2 separate regions of the Homo sapiens genome follow, and region 1 is linked to region 2. A link is a contact called in ENCODE Hi-C or POLR2A ChIA-PET data. All regions are on one chromosome and are shown on one strand. Each heading gives the region's core, a stretch centred on a gene start or an enhancer-like site at or near the end of the contact. The rest is flanking DNA. Distances are from core to core; before and after follow the strand shown.

What was found. A loop is a pair of places that touch in the nucleus more often than their neighbours do. ChIA-PET counts read pairs that join two places held with the same protein, here RNA polymerase II (POLR2A). Pooled maps may share reads with other maps.
Region 1: a map with no recorded cell type shows a loop between it and region 2 (5-fold over the local background). The contact joins the promoter of LINC00887 here to the enhancer-like site in region 2. A Hi-C loop is called at or near these places in 1 of 168 maps with a recorded cell type or tissue (DLD1), 2 of 37 single-sample maps with no recorded cell type and 2 of 50 pooled maps. POLR2A ChIA-PET finds 5 or more read pairs at or near these places in 1 of 52 experiments (BJ).

Annotation. Positions count from the first base shown.
Region 1 is chr3:194,307,966-194,315,088 of GRCh38, forward strand. LINC00887 (long intergenic non-protein coding RNA 887) reads right to left here and starts at 4,839. Exons shown (of 3, transcript NR_024480.1): 1 at 4,636-4,839. RefSeq lists an enhancer at 1,400-1,449.
Region 2 is chr3:193,741,026-193,748,633 of GRCh38, forward strand. No RefSeq gene overlaps it. Among named protein-coding and RNA genes, the nearest start is that of LINC02038, 99 kb to the right of the region's middle. RefSeq lists enhancers at 1,685-1,734, 1,755-1,804, 1,855-1,904. Within about 2 kb of position 3,691, at least 8 of the 41 ENCODE cell types and tissues checked have a DNase peak (open chromatin) inside an H3K27ac peak, as active enhancers do.

The DNA of each region.
Region 1 (7,123 bases), core at 3,589-6,088, 570 kb after region 2:
GGATTCCATCTCCACATGGGTCAGGAAGCTTGTCCTGTCCTGTGGCTGTGGGCAGTGGCTTATCAGGGGTCGATCCTCAGGCCACTGAGCAGAAGAATGCAAGGGCAGCCACCCCTCACCAATGAGGCTACTCAGTGCCCACGCTCGACCCACCCCAGCTATGGCAGAAACTTTCCACCCAGAAGGAAAGGCCCCATTATTAGAATTCAGAAGGGACTTTGTGGCAACCAAACTTACAGCGTATATGCCAACGTCATGCCACACCCCAAAGGTCAGTGATGGTGCCAGTCATGATCTAGAAAGAAACTGGGCCTGCGGTTCCAGGGAAGAAAACCCACAGTCTGGGAAAAGTAGAATTTGAGAATTAACTTTGATTTCCTATTAATTCTTATCCCACATGGGATTACACTGTCTGGTAATTATAAGTGTGGGGTGGGGAAATCGATTCCTGTACTTCCTCCATAGAAGGGAACTTGTTTGTCAGAACTTCCAGGGCCTAGCACAGCCCTGGAACACACTAGGTCCTCAGTTAATGATAAATCTTTTACAGTCAGTGCCTCCCAGAGGGGAGAAAATACCATCAAAAGTCAGGACTTTGGGAGCCTGGGAACCTAGTGTTCATCTTAGAGAAGCTCAATGCCGTCTAGCACGGAATTCTGCAGCCGTGGAGCAAAGATTCCTTCCCCTAATTCTGTTGGCTTGCCTGGCTCTGCTCCTGAATATTTAATTGGAGTAATTAAGCCTATCACCAACAGGCTGTCAGTCCCAGCATTCAAAAACTCTCCTGTTGTTCTTCCAAAGAGTTAATGATCTTCAGGCCTTGAAAAGATCCTGCATTTTTGGCTGGTTATCAAAATCAACTAGAGAAGAGCTGATTTCAGGATGCTGACAGCCTTGCTCTCTTGCTCTGTGGTGGGGGCTGTGCTGGGCTAGGGGAAGAGGACTTGCATTCATACCCACAGACATTCCCACACACACACACATACGTGCACATCAACACCAACACCAAAACTTAGGTGTTCACTGATTTCATGAGGCGATTCATTTTCTGCTGGGTGGGGTGGGGTAGTGGTGTGGTGCAGCGTTAATGATTCCTGAGACATGTCCTGTCTTGTATGTTTATACCTCTGCAGTTAGCCTTTCTTCTTTTTTGCCCCCGATCCTACTCAAAGTACCCTTAAGTATGGAATGCATGATGAACAGGCCAGATGATTCTATCAGTTCTCTTGGAGTTTCCTATATTCTATTCTACCCCTCAAGATCACTTTCACTTCCCAGACTAGTCATTACGATGCCCTAAATGCTGGTTAAGGGTCATGACAAAAAAAAAAAAAATCCAGCTGAAAACTACTTGGCCATTTTGCATAAAACTGGGGTCAACCCACTGGTCTGTTGTATCACTTGACAGGAGCCCCTTAGGAAATCTCTTTTAGAGCTCAAAAGCCAGGTGAATTTTATCTCTCCTAAGAAATCCACTTACTTTTCCCTGTTTTATTTTTGTCTTGGCTGCCAAGAGCCTCAGAGTTAAATTTAATAACAGTTTTAGGTTTTGTATATTTACTTCCCTCCTTCTTCCTGTGGTCCTGAAAATAAGATAACTATTTTAATAATCTTACTGAATGTATTTTCTTTGTTGTAAGGCATGCAATTTTTTTTTCTTTTTTAGAAAACACAAGCTATCAATGATCTTAGTGTAAAATAAGTGCAGGATCCTGCACTCAGAGGGAAAGCCAATTGCATACAGAATGATGATTCCCTATAAACAAAAATTCCTGAATAAGATTAAGAGGGTCATAGTGGGCCACAAGCTGACAGTGCAACAGTAACCCTGTGCAGGGAAGCGGGTGGTCCCTAAGAGACCAGGCTTCTGAGTGTATGCTATCTTATTTCAGCCCTCCATGAAGCTTCGTGGTTTAGCTTTACAATGGCCCCTAGAGAAGATCTTACTAAGAGCTGTAGAAAAAGGTTGCGTTGTGCTTAACTGCAATCCTTTCACATGTGAGAGCAAGCTAACATACATCCGTTAGACACCTACTGTTTTCAGAATCCTGCCAGAGGAGCAGTAGGTCTTTTTCCTCAGTGGTTTTCTCCCACCCACAGTCACCAGTGTAGATAGAAGCCCTTGGAACCACGTTCCGCAGCAGCACAACAGGTGGGGCTTGGGAAGACAGTGCATCTCCTGCTAGCCAGGCTGCCCAGACCCTGGGGTGAGTGTCCAAGTAGGTCTTGGACTACCCTCTTCCCCCAGCTTTTAGAAAATTCTCACCCAATTGGACTGCTGTGAGGGGGACCTGATCTGAACCCTCAAACTCCTGCTCTGCAAAGCCTAGATCAGACAGAGGCCCAGCCTCAAAAGCACCTCACTGTTCAGGCCACACAGGCAAGCTCCCGGAAGCTGGGCATGGAGCACTGCCACACGGTATGGTCCTAATTCTCCTGTCTCATCCTCCGCAGCCTTTGCTCCTGGAGCGGCTGTGTTGGGTGTTCTGGCACCAGTGGCCACACGAGCCATGCTGGCCCCTTTCCCTGACATTTTTTAAATATAAATTTTTAAATGTGTCTTTGAGATGAAAGCAGGAATGCCAAAAGTAGGCCGACGCTTTCTTGTGTTCAATTACAGCCCTGGGGAGTACCCCACACAAGGAACTGCTCAGAGCTCCAGCCAAGATGAAATCTGCTTTTCCAATAAGCACTTCAAATGGCAGGGGATGTTGTTGGCTGGCTTCAGCAACTGGGAGGCCAACAGTTAATAGGGCTGGGCACAGAGGCAGGGCTGCCCGCCATCAGGGGAAATCTGAAGCTGCCTTTCACAGCAGCTTTCACCGCAACTGAAGTTACAAGACACTTTTCTGGCTCCCCCAAGCCAGTGGCATGAACCCACCTTTGGACTTCATTGAAAAGAACTTCCAAGATTTAATCTTCCAAGATTAAAGATTTTGATATCCAATGTATGGAGAATTAATTACTCTCTATACAGTTTTTCTTCATTATTTTCTCAGGCCAAATTCCTTTACAGTAAGTGTTAGGCATGTCCAAATTATTTTATTGGACTGGAATTTTGTTGGTTTGAATATAGGCCATGCCAGAAATGCTGATAAAATGAAATGAGGATACTGATGGTGGTGGTGAGGATGGATGGATGGATGCGTGGATCGATGGATAGATGGATGGATGGATGCATGCATGGATGGATGGATGGATGGATGCATGGATGGATGGATGCATGGATGGATGGATGGATGCATGCATGGAAGAATGGATGGATAGATGGATGGATGGATGGATGGATAGATGGATGCATGGATGGATGCATGGATGGATGGATGGATGCATGGATAGATGGATGGATACATAGATTGGCTGGTAGTAGAAGTAGTGGCAGTGTTATAAGCTAAGTAGGGAAAGGTCTAACAGCTCCATTTCCCAAACCTGGAAGCTGAAATTCCACAAAGCAAATGACTGGCCCAAGCTTACCACAGGTGAGCCTGACGTAGAACCCAAGCCTTCTAAGTTATGCACTCCTCAAGACACCAACTTGTACTTCAGTAATCTGTGTCACGCTGTGACTGCATATCCATGTCCTGCCCTGGCACAGAGCTTTCCAGACTCAGTCACAGTCATAGGTGCATTTTGCCTGGTTTAGTTACTAAGTATTGGCCAATTATCAAGTCATGAAGGGAATCGTCACCAGGACTCGGGATTCCAGCTTCATTCTTGAATCCCTAAAGCCATTCCTGGATTTGAACACATATTTCCTGACCCGTTAGGTAGAAGAAGAAGCACCAGGGTAAACAGCAGCGATTTCCAAATTGCGGTGTGGATAAAGGATTTGTTAAAATACGTATTCCTGGGCCTCATTTCCCTGCCAGGTTCTGAATGAGGAGGTCTGAAGCAGGTGCAGGAAATACAGGTTCAATAGCAAAACACTTAACCTCTTTGAAGTCTCAGTCCAAATGTCACCTGTGTAAGGTTTATCCTGACCACTCTATCTAAAATTGCAACACACATACAACCTCGTCACTCCCCAGCACCTCACCCTGCTCTCCTTTTCCCCCTAGTGCTCTCACCTGTTAGATATTGACTTGTTTCTTTTTAATTTTTTTTTTTTTGAGACAGGGTCTCTCTCTGTCGCCCAGGCTGGAGTGCAGTGGCACAATTACGGCTCACTGCAGTGTCAACCTCCTGGGCTAAGACAATCCTCCTACCTCAGGCTCTCAAGCAGTTGGGGCTACAGGTGCACCACCACACTCAGCTAATTTTTGTATATTTTGGTAGAGATGTGGTTTCACCATGTTGCCCAGGCTGGTCTCGAACTCCTGGGCTCAAGTGATCCTTCCACCTCAGACTCCCAAAGTGTTGGGATTACAAGCATGAGCCACAGCACCCGGCTGACTTATTGCTTATACTTGTTTGTTCTTGGCCTCCTTTGGCCAGGACCTGTCTTCCTCATTGCTGAATCCCATGAGCCTGGAGCCATGCCTAGGTCAGTAACTCCCTGTTGAAAACAACAGAGACTGAAGGAAGAAGTAACTATAATTAATGCAGGTGGTTCGAGATGCACACTTGGAGAAACACTGCTCCAAGAGCATGAAGTTGGCACCAGCCTGACGGGGGTTGGGTCCCAGCTCTACCCACCTGCTGTGTGACTTCAGACAATTTCAGCCTCCTGCGCATCAGTTCTCTCTCATCTGTGAAATGGAGACAATCCTTCTATCTTAGGGCTGCAACACAAGGATCCAGTAATATAACCAGGCACAGAGCAGGACGCTGCAGCGATACTCCCTCCCTTATCTTCTGGGTGGAATTTTGCAAGCAACGGTGTCTGAGCAGAAAATGAATCTGAAGCCTCCCAGGGGGGAGGGAGCACATTCTGTTTCTCATCAGGCGGAGAGGCGGGGAGGAAGAGTGAATGGAGGTCACCCATCGAGGGGAGTGTATAAGTCATCCCTGCCGGCTACCTCTGCAGCTCACAGGACACACGTTCACCTCCCTCCCTCCCTCCTTCCCTTCCCACCAGCAGAAATGAACAAGCAGTTTCTCTGAGTAAACAGATGATAAATCACTGGCTAGAATCAGTACTCCCGCCAAAGCAGCATCATTGGAGATCTCAGGCAGAGCAAGCGCACGTGCTTGGGGACTGCAATTTGGGTTTAGAGGCAGCCCTGCCAGGCCTGCACACTGCCGGGTGAGCATTCCTCCCCAAACAGCCCAGCCCGCTTCCCCGGGGCTCTTGGAGTAAGTCCCGCAGACTCTTGCCAGCCCCACCTGGAAGGACTTAAGCTCCAGCGTGGGGGATGCGGGTGAGATGGGAACGAGGATTTCCTGACAGCGATCCTGGAATGGGTGACTGAGCTTATAGACTTTTTCTCTGAGTTTTATGAAGCAGATAGGATTTGGAGGTAAAGAGACAAAATAAAAAATGTCTACACACACACACACACACACACACACACACACACACACACACACACAAAGACAAACACATTATACACCCCAAAGAGAGGAAAAGAGAACAGCCCCTGCAGAGGGGGATCAGGGCATCTGTCCACATGGATGTCAGGACAGTGGCGGGGACACACAATCCAGAGTCCAGAGCCCACGTCCAAGCTCCAGCTCCACCACTCACTGTCCAGTGACCTTGGACCAGTCTCTCTCCCAGCCTCCTCTCGGGGTTTCTTCCTCTTGAAGCACGAGCATGCATCCCTGATGCTCCCTGAGCTGATGTTTCATGGGTCTCTGATTTCCAGTTGGGCCCTGGCCAGGCGCATTGCGGAGGCAGTAGGGAAACTTGCCCAAATGTGTGGCCACCCCAATCTTCTTGGCCAGCCCCCAGCCCCAGCTGAGATCCAATTCAAAGCTTGGACCTTTACTTTCAGAGTCTACGATGGAAGGAGCAGGATTCGTACTGACGTCCCACACCTTTTTCCTGGCTTTCTGTCCCCGGTGGAGGCTCTGTGCCTGGCAGGCTAAACGCCCTCTGAGCTCTTAGAGGCAGTTTCCACCCTCAGCCCCTGCCCCAGCTGTGACAGCCTCAGGGTCAGGCTGAGCCCTGGAACCGTATCTGCTCATCTGGATTCAAGGAGAGACTACTGTTCTTCAAAGTAACCCCACTCCCGGTGGAACCCAGCCGCCACTCCCACAGGGCTGTCCAAAGTATCCCACTAGAGACCCCAGCAGGAGCTTCTGAGGAATTAGCGTGGAAAGGGATCTGCCAGGGTCTGGTTGTGTGACCTTGAGCAAGTCCCTTACCCTCTCTGGGTCTCAATTTCCCCACCTGGCTGGGCTGGCTCTGTGCCATCTGCCCAATGCCCTGTCTGGCCGCTGGCAGCCTCTCCCTCCCTGGGGCTGTAGGGAATGCTCCCCTCACTGGCCAGCCAGGGGTGGGGTTCAAATGGGGGAAGCCAGGAGCAACCCTTGCAGTCAGGGCTCCAGGCAGGAATCAGAAGAGAAGCCTCCGCCTCTTCTCCCCAGCAACATCTCTTCCCATCTTAGAATTATGGGCTGGCAAAGCCAGGGAGGCTATCAGGCATCATCCAAACCATTATGTACATGGCCTTCCTCCAAATGAAATCTCACACAAATATCAGATTGGAGGTTTGGGAATGGGGATAAGGGGATGGGCAGAGATGAAATATGGCGTGGAACATTTATGATAAAGACAGCTCTGGGCCAGGCACGGGGTGGTTCACACCTGTAATCCCAGCATTTTGGGAAGCCAAAGCAGGAGGATTGCTTGAGACCAGCCTGGGCTACACAGTGGGACTCCGTCTCTACAAAAAATAAAAAAAAATTAGCTGGGCGTGGTGGCGCATGCCTGTAATTCCAGCCTCTCAGGAGGCTGAGGTGGGACAATCGCTTGAGCCTGGGAGGTCAAGGATGCAGTGAGCTGCGGTCACGCCACTGCACTTCCAGCCTGGGTGACAGAGCAAGACCCTGTCTCAAAAAAAAAAAAAAAAAAAAAAAGACAGTTCTGGCGTCCTGGTTGGGGAAACTCCTCCAGCCATGGAAGACCCTTCCAGCCAGCTGGGGCAGCTAGACAAGACAGCGTTGCTCTACTCGGCTGAGTTCTCCTCTCCAGAATCAACTCCCATCGCTGCTTAAAGGGAGTAATGTGGCTGTGGGG
Region 2 (7,608 bases), core at 2,441-4,940:
TAACTTCAAGTTCCAATTGTTTATTGTTGGTATATAGGAATGTAATTCACTTTTTTTTGTTTGTTTGTTTTGTTTTTGTTTTTTTGTGAGACAGTCTCGCTCTTGTCACCTAGGCTGCAATGCAGTGGCACAATCTCGGCTCACTGCAACCTCTGCCTCCTGGGTTCAAGCCATTCTCCTGCCTCAGCCTCCCAAGTAACTAGGATTACAGGCGCCCGCCACCACACCCAGCTAATTTTTGTATTTTTAGTAGAGATGGGGTTTCACCATGTTGGCCAGGCTGGTCTCGAACTCCTGACCTCAGGTGATCCGCTTGCCTCGGCCTCCCAAAGTGCTGGGATTACAGGTGTGAGCCACCGTGCCCAGCCATGATTCACCTTTATATATTAATCTTGTATCCTGCAACTTCACTATAACTACTTATTAGTTCTAGGAGGTGTATTGTTTGTTTTGTCAGTTCTCTTAGATTTTCTACATGGACAATCATGTAATTTGTAAATGAAGACAGTTTTATTTCTTCCTTCCTAATCTATATGCCTTTTATTTAAAACAAACATTTGTTTTGTAATGATATCCTCATGCATTTTTTTGGGGTCTATTTTTGCTTCTTTTCTTCCTTCCTTTTTTAAAGGCCTAAATTTTAATAGGACTTTAATGGATAAATGTCAAAAAAAAAAAAAAAAACCAAAAGACCCTTAACTTCTAACATTTATTTTCAAATCTTAACACTGCATTTAAATGGTTAAAGTAACACAAATTTATATATAAACCTAATAATTAGGAAGCAATGGAAAATTCTTATTCTAAGTAAAAATCATTCTTTCCTGCAGCTCAGAACTTTCCGGCAATTTTGTTTTCTTCCTCTGAAGTACTTCTTTTTAGAAATTCCTTTAGTAAGAATCTGTTGATGGCAAAATTTCTCAGTTTTTATTTGCCTGCAAATGTCTTTATCTTAGTCTTTTTCTTCAGTGATATCTTAGTTGGGTTTATAAGTCTTGATTGACAATTATTTTTCTTTTGCACTTTGTTTTTCTGTGTTTTTCAAAACCAGCTGGGCACAGTGGCACACACCTTTAGCCCCAGATATTTGAGAGGCTGAGACAGGAGGATTACTTGAGCTCAGAAGTTTGAGGCTGTAGTGTGTTATAATCATGTCTGTGAATAGCCACTGCACTTAAGCCTGGGCAACTTAGCGAGACCTCATCTCTTAAAAAAAAAAAAGTGTGTGTGTGTGTGTGTGTGTGTGTGTGTGTGTGTATTAGATCTATCTTTGAGTTCACAAATTCTTTCTTCAACTGTGCCTAACTTCATGTTTCATTTAGGTTTTTCCTCATCTGCTTAGTTTTTAATTATAATAACTATGATTTCTCATGTTTAAAATTCTTTCTGGTTGTTTTCTACAAATGCCTGGGCCCTTTTGAGATTATTTTATTCCTTGCTCATGTATTTTGATTCCCTCTTTTATTTCTGAAAACATTTCTTTTTACTTCCTTAAAACATAATTATTTTTAATTCTGTGTTCCATAGTTCATATATATGAAGTCGCTGGGAATTTAATTCTGCTTTTTTTTTGTTTCTTCTGATTCTTATTGGTGGTGGCTGGGTTTTTCATGTGTTTAAAAATTTTGACTGTGAGCTGGGTTTTGACTGTTCAGCTGGGTTTATTCGTGGGAACCCATGAGGTCTGGGTTTTGAGTGCATCCTTACAGAGAGAATACGCATTTGCTTCTCTGCCAGGTGGCCCTGTAATGGTATAACACGAGACCATTTTTAAGTTAACTCTTCCGCTGGGGGTTTCCAGTCAACAAAAAATGTGTGAATTTAATTCCTTGTGCAGATAAGTTTCATTTTCACCTTCCTTTACCAGTGGACAGTAAATCCTTTTACTGAGACTGTAGCTTTTCAGGCTTCTTACTTTATTAGGGGTCTCAGTTCCAATTTTCCAGCTTATTCAGGCTGAATATCTAGTCTTCTGTTCCCTGCAAGGCCATTAAAACTCCAGCTTGTTTCAGCGATTGGCAGATGCTCTCAGGATAGCTTTGGTTCAGCACGAACTCCCTCTTCAGTTTGGCACCTGGTGACTTCCCTTACTTCCAGGTCAGCTCAGCTCTGAATCTAAAAGTATTCCTGTAATATTTTATCCAGAATATCTGTATGCTTTATCTCAGGAGGGCTTTTCAGGCTCTCTGGTCATTTGCCAGAAATACCATAGCACGAGTTTCTTTCTAAACGTAGTCACTTTTTCACTCATTGTTAAATGTCACCTTTATTTTGAAAGGATGGATTATGGGTATATTAAAAATATCTACTAGGTAGCATACTACTGGCAGCTACCTATCACCAAACGAATAGCAAAGTTATAATAATTTGTGGGGTTTTTTGTAAGAGAAAAATGTGTACCTAAGTTCCTTGCCATGAGATGACTTATAGAATCTTCACAGTTACTTGCCATCTCCCATTTAAAATAATTACTGAATCCAACCTAATTGGACAAATATGAACTACAATGCCCTGTAATAAGCTCAGAATGATAGAGCAGATGAGGGTTTCTCCGTCTACCTGTCTAAGTTATAGACATCTCACTGACATGTCTTGGATTATGTCTGGGCATCATCAATGTTAATAAAACTTAAATTCTATGTTTTGTAATCAAATAAAAATACATAGAAGTTCTAATATTTTATTTCCTTCATGCCAGTGGCTAATCTCATCTTGGTTGGGGTAAGTTACTTCTGGCATGTAGTGGGTGGAGGCCAGGAATTCTGGCTTAAACATCCTACAATGCGCAAGACTCCCCTCCGTGGCTGAATTGTTTTGTCAAAGATGTTGAAAATGCTCAGTTTGAGAAGCACCGAGTCAGACACGGAGGAAGTGTGGCAATTTCAGGCTCTGGTTTCACTCCTCACTGCCGCCCTTCACAGTCCTCCTGATTCAGGTGTACCACGCTATGCTTCCTTCCCCAATCGTAAATATCCTCTTCGTGTCTTTTCTTCCAGAGCTTCACACACTTCATGGGCATGGTGTGTGAATTGTTTTCCAGCTGCAGCATTTCTAACTGAATCTCTGTCTCAGAGCTAGATGGTGTCCACAGGGTTCAAGAGAAGGGCACTTTTCCTAATCATTTACTTCAGGCTGTTATTCAGATGACATCATCCTTCTAAACCAAAGAGACTAGGAGGAAAAGGGGAGGGGGCGTTTACTTTTCCTGTAAAGCAAACTCCAGGTGACTGCAATACAGTATCTCACGTGGTCACAGGCTCTGGTTCTAAGAGCAAATATGAAGGTGGATGGGAAGAGATGGAGTGGAGAGTACGGGAACGGAATCAACACAGCAGGGTGTGTTTGTGTTGGGGGGAGATTTTGAAAGTCCCATATTTGGGCTGAGGAGACCCAGATGGCACCCCTGAACCTCCATGCAGCTTGGATAAGCTGGTAAGCAAGGTCCAGGGCAGACAGGCAGGCAGGAGGCCAACGAGAGGGAAACGCAGAGCTCCCAACTCCTTCCTGCAGAGGCTTGCAGGACTGTGTGCTAGAAATTAGAGGGGGCTTTTCACCTGTCTCTGTTCACTCATGACACAAACCCTTCCTTGAGGAAAGAGTCAGAGGTCAGTGAACGTGACAAAATCACCTCCCGTCGCTGTGAGGCTGGCCCGGGACTCTGCTGGCTGAGGCTAGGTAACTTGTTCCTCTCCGTGTCTCCCGTCCTGACCTCACCCAGGCCTGAGCCCGCCTTGCATCTAGAAGCTGTCTGGCCCATTAGTGTCCTTCCACTCCACAGAAGGTTCAGACTAGAAGGCTCTTGACCTCATGTACTCCTTTGCTCTGCATTTTAAACATGAAGAAACCAAGGGCATGATAGAGCTCTTTGTTCCCATTCAAGACATCTTATTTCTGAGGGCAGGTCTCCTTGGCCTGAGGGGCTTGAGAGCAGGCACTAACCTTGACTTTAGGGGCCCTAAAAAGGAAGTGAGCTGTGTCAGAAATGTGTCTGGGGCTCACCTTGGCAATGGGAGCCATTCAGCTTGTACCTAAAGGAACAGTTAGCCCAGAGTGAAACCCAATTCTTAGTTTAAAGAAACAGACGCAGAAAGACTTCTTAAGCCTGGATCAATGTCTTTCCCCACAAGGAGTGAGAAAATAAAAACAATGTTGAATCCTCTCACGCTGCTAATAAAAAGGAGACAGGGCTCAAGTGAGGGCAGCCAGGGAGCGCAGAAGGAGGCATTTTCCATTGAACTTTTTCTGCTTATGCAATAGATCTTCATTATCTACACTGTGCTGTGGCTCTCCAGCTCCCCCAGGGAGATGCTTAATGACATAAACTGCTTAATAAGCAGTGACTGGTGCCCCGGAAGAGCCGATGGAAGAGGAAAGCGGCCTGCTCCTATCTCCTAGTGTTCTGCATTTCTCTCTCACAGCTGATTTCAGATACTGGCCAGAGGGAGATAAAGGGCAGCTGGCTTCCCAACCAGACCAGCAGCATTTGCCCTGTTGGAAGGCTGGCTTCAGGCAACATTGCCACTCACTTTCCCTCATGAGGGGAAACGCGGCCTCCATTTTTTGTGCTCTTAAGCAAGAATTTCCTACTTTGGTGCTGTCTGTCTTAGGCTCCACCCAGAAGCCTCATTCACTTTTCTGAGATAGCGTCTTGCTCTGTCACCCAGGCTAAAGCGCAGTGGCATGATTTCGGCCCACTGCAACCTCTGCCTCCTGGGTTCAAGTGATTCTCTTGCCTCAGCCTCTCGAGTAGCTGGGACTACAGGTGTGTGCCACCATGCCTGGTTAATTTTTGTATTTTTAGTAGAGATGGGGTTTCACCATGCTGGCCAGGGTGATCTCAAACTCCTGGCCTCAAGTGATCTACCCACCTCAGCCTCCCAAAGTGCTGGGATTACAGGTATGAGCCACTGTGCCTCGCCATCATTCACTTTTATTTACCAAACATGTATTGCCGGGTAATTTTCTATGTGCTTACAGGTATTCATCTACATAAGCTGGGCGCAGTGGCTCACACCTGTAATCCCAACACTTTGGAAGGCAAAGGCGGGAGGATTGCTTGAACTCAGAAGTTCAAGACCAGCCTGGACAACATAGCGAGACCCTGTCTCTACAAAAAATACACAAATTAGCTAGGCATGGTGGTGCACACTTGTAGTCTCAGCTGCTTGGGAGGCTGAGGTGGGAGGATGACTTGAGCCTAGGAATTCAAGGCTACAGTGAGCTATGTTCACGCCACTACACTCTTGCCTGGGCGACAGAGTGATGCCCTGTCTCCAAAAAGGAAAAAAAAAATGGGTCACAGAGTTAAGTTCTATTTCTAAGCTCATTTTAAAGATGAGGAAACTGAGGCACAGAGAGATCAAATCTGCCCAGCCGCAAGGAACATGGTGGCTTTCCTATACTCCTAACCTCTGTTCTGGGCCGGGCCTGGCACTATGTTTCTCTCTGCTCTCCCCTGGGCCCACTCTGCACATGCTCCTCTTTCTCCTGAAGCCCTCCCAGGCTGCTCCCCTTCCCCCGCTCTCCTTGCCACTCTCAGCCTGTATCTCAGGTTCTACTGACCTCCTCTCAGGTACATTCTCATCTACACATTTTCAGCTAGTTCACTGTCCAAGATTTTCCTCCAAGATCAAAAATCAAGAGGAGACATTTCTCTCTCAAGGCAAAATCCTGAAAAACTGTCAAGGATGATAACACAGAGATATTGTCCTAATGTCGTTTATAACATTGAAAAATTGAGAACAGCATTAGTGTTCAGTAATAAGGGATCTGTTAACAAAATAAGGAGTATCATGCAACCATTAAAAATGCATATTTCTGGAAGGCTTTAGAGAGGGAATATGTTAAGGGAGAAAATGAGACTCACATTCGATATAGCACAAGGGCGAATGGGAGGGATGTGGGGGTCTATGGGCAAGTTATCACTGACCCTATTAAGAATTGCTGTCGCTGGGTAATGATAAAAAGCAGACCACTTTTATTTGATTTTATTATTGTTTTAAAATTTGCTACAGATGATCTACCTCCTTGTCGCCTGTACCCAGGGGCAACTGCTCTCACCAGGCCTCCCCACTTGGTATGTCACTGCTGTCATTTTGTCCATCGTGTGCCATTTAATTGCTCATTCAAAATCTTTCTTATAGAACTTCAATCACTGTGAGATCATTTCTCTGCTGATTAAGGAGGTTGAACATACTTTCATGTGCTTATTGGCCATTGATATGTCTTCTTTTGTGATTCAAAATAATTTTTTTTTCTTTTTAATGCTGAATTGTAGGCGTTCTTTATGTGTTCTCGATACAAGTTCTTAGTGGAACATCTTAACAAACTGTGGCTTGTTTTTCATGTTTTTAAAATTTTATGAGCCCAAAATTTTAATTTTCTTAAAGTTCAATTCATTAATTTTTAAATTTCATAATTAGTGCTTCAGTGTCCTGTTTTTAAGAAATCTCTGCTTACACCAAAATGCCAAAAGTATTCTGCTTTTTTTGGAGATGTTTCATAGTTTTAGCATTTAGTTTGATATCTAGGATTCATCTCAAATTAGTTTTTGTGAATTGTGTGAGATAGGAGTTGTCATTCATTTTTTTCTAGATGGTTGTGTAGTTATTCCAGCACTATTTATTGAAAAGACTTTTCTTTTGCCATTGATTCGCTTTGGTGCCTTTGTCAAACTTTGATTATACATACCAGATGCTTCTAGATTCTATTCTGTTCTCTTGATCAGGTAATTTTGTCTATCCAATAAACTTAGTAAAATACAAGTAATTTCATAGTAAGTCTTAAAATCAAACAGTATAAGTCCTCCCTATTTGTTTTCTTTTAAAAGATTGTTTTAAATAATGTAGGTTCTTTGAATTTTCATATAAACTTTAGAATCAACTTTTCAATACCTACAAAAATCCTTATTGGGAATTTTATTGAAATAGTGCTGGGTCTAGAAATCAATTTTGCAGAATTGATATTGTAACAATATTGTCTTCTAGTGCATGAATATGGTAAAAAGTCTCCATTTGTTTTCAGTCATCTTTAATTTCTCTCAGCAATGCTTTAGATTTTTAATGTGGAAGTTATAAATGTCTTTTGTTATTTTTTCCTGAGTGTTTTATATTTTATCTCATTATTAATGGAATTATCTTCATTATTTCATTTCCAATTTCTTGCTACTGGAATACAGAGATACAATTAACTTTGTATATTGACCTACAACCTTACTAAATATACTTAATACACTTGTTAGATCTAGTAGCCATTTTTAAACTATTCCTTATGGTTTTCTATATAAACAGTCATATTGTCTAAAAATAATGTCAATTTTACTCCTTCTTTTCCACAACTTCATAGCTTTATTTTTCTTTTTTAATGAACTGGATAAGATATCTAATACAATTTTGAGTAGAAGAGGTAAAAGTGGTCATCCCAACCTTGTTCCCAATATTAAGATGTAAAGCATTTGAATTTTTACCATTACATAAGATCTAACCTTAAGTTTTACATAGATGCCTAGTGCTAGGTTGGCTGAGGAGTTTTCATTCTTTTTCTTGTTTACTTATTTTACTTTCCTCCCATAAATGGATATTCAATTTATCAAATGCTTTGTCTGCAGCT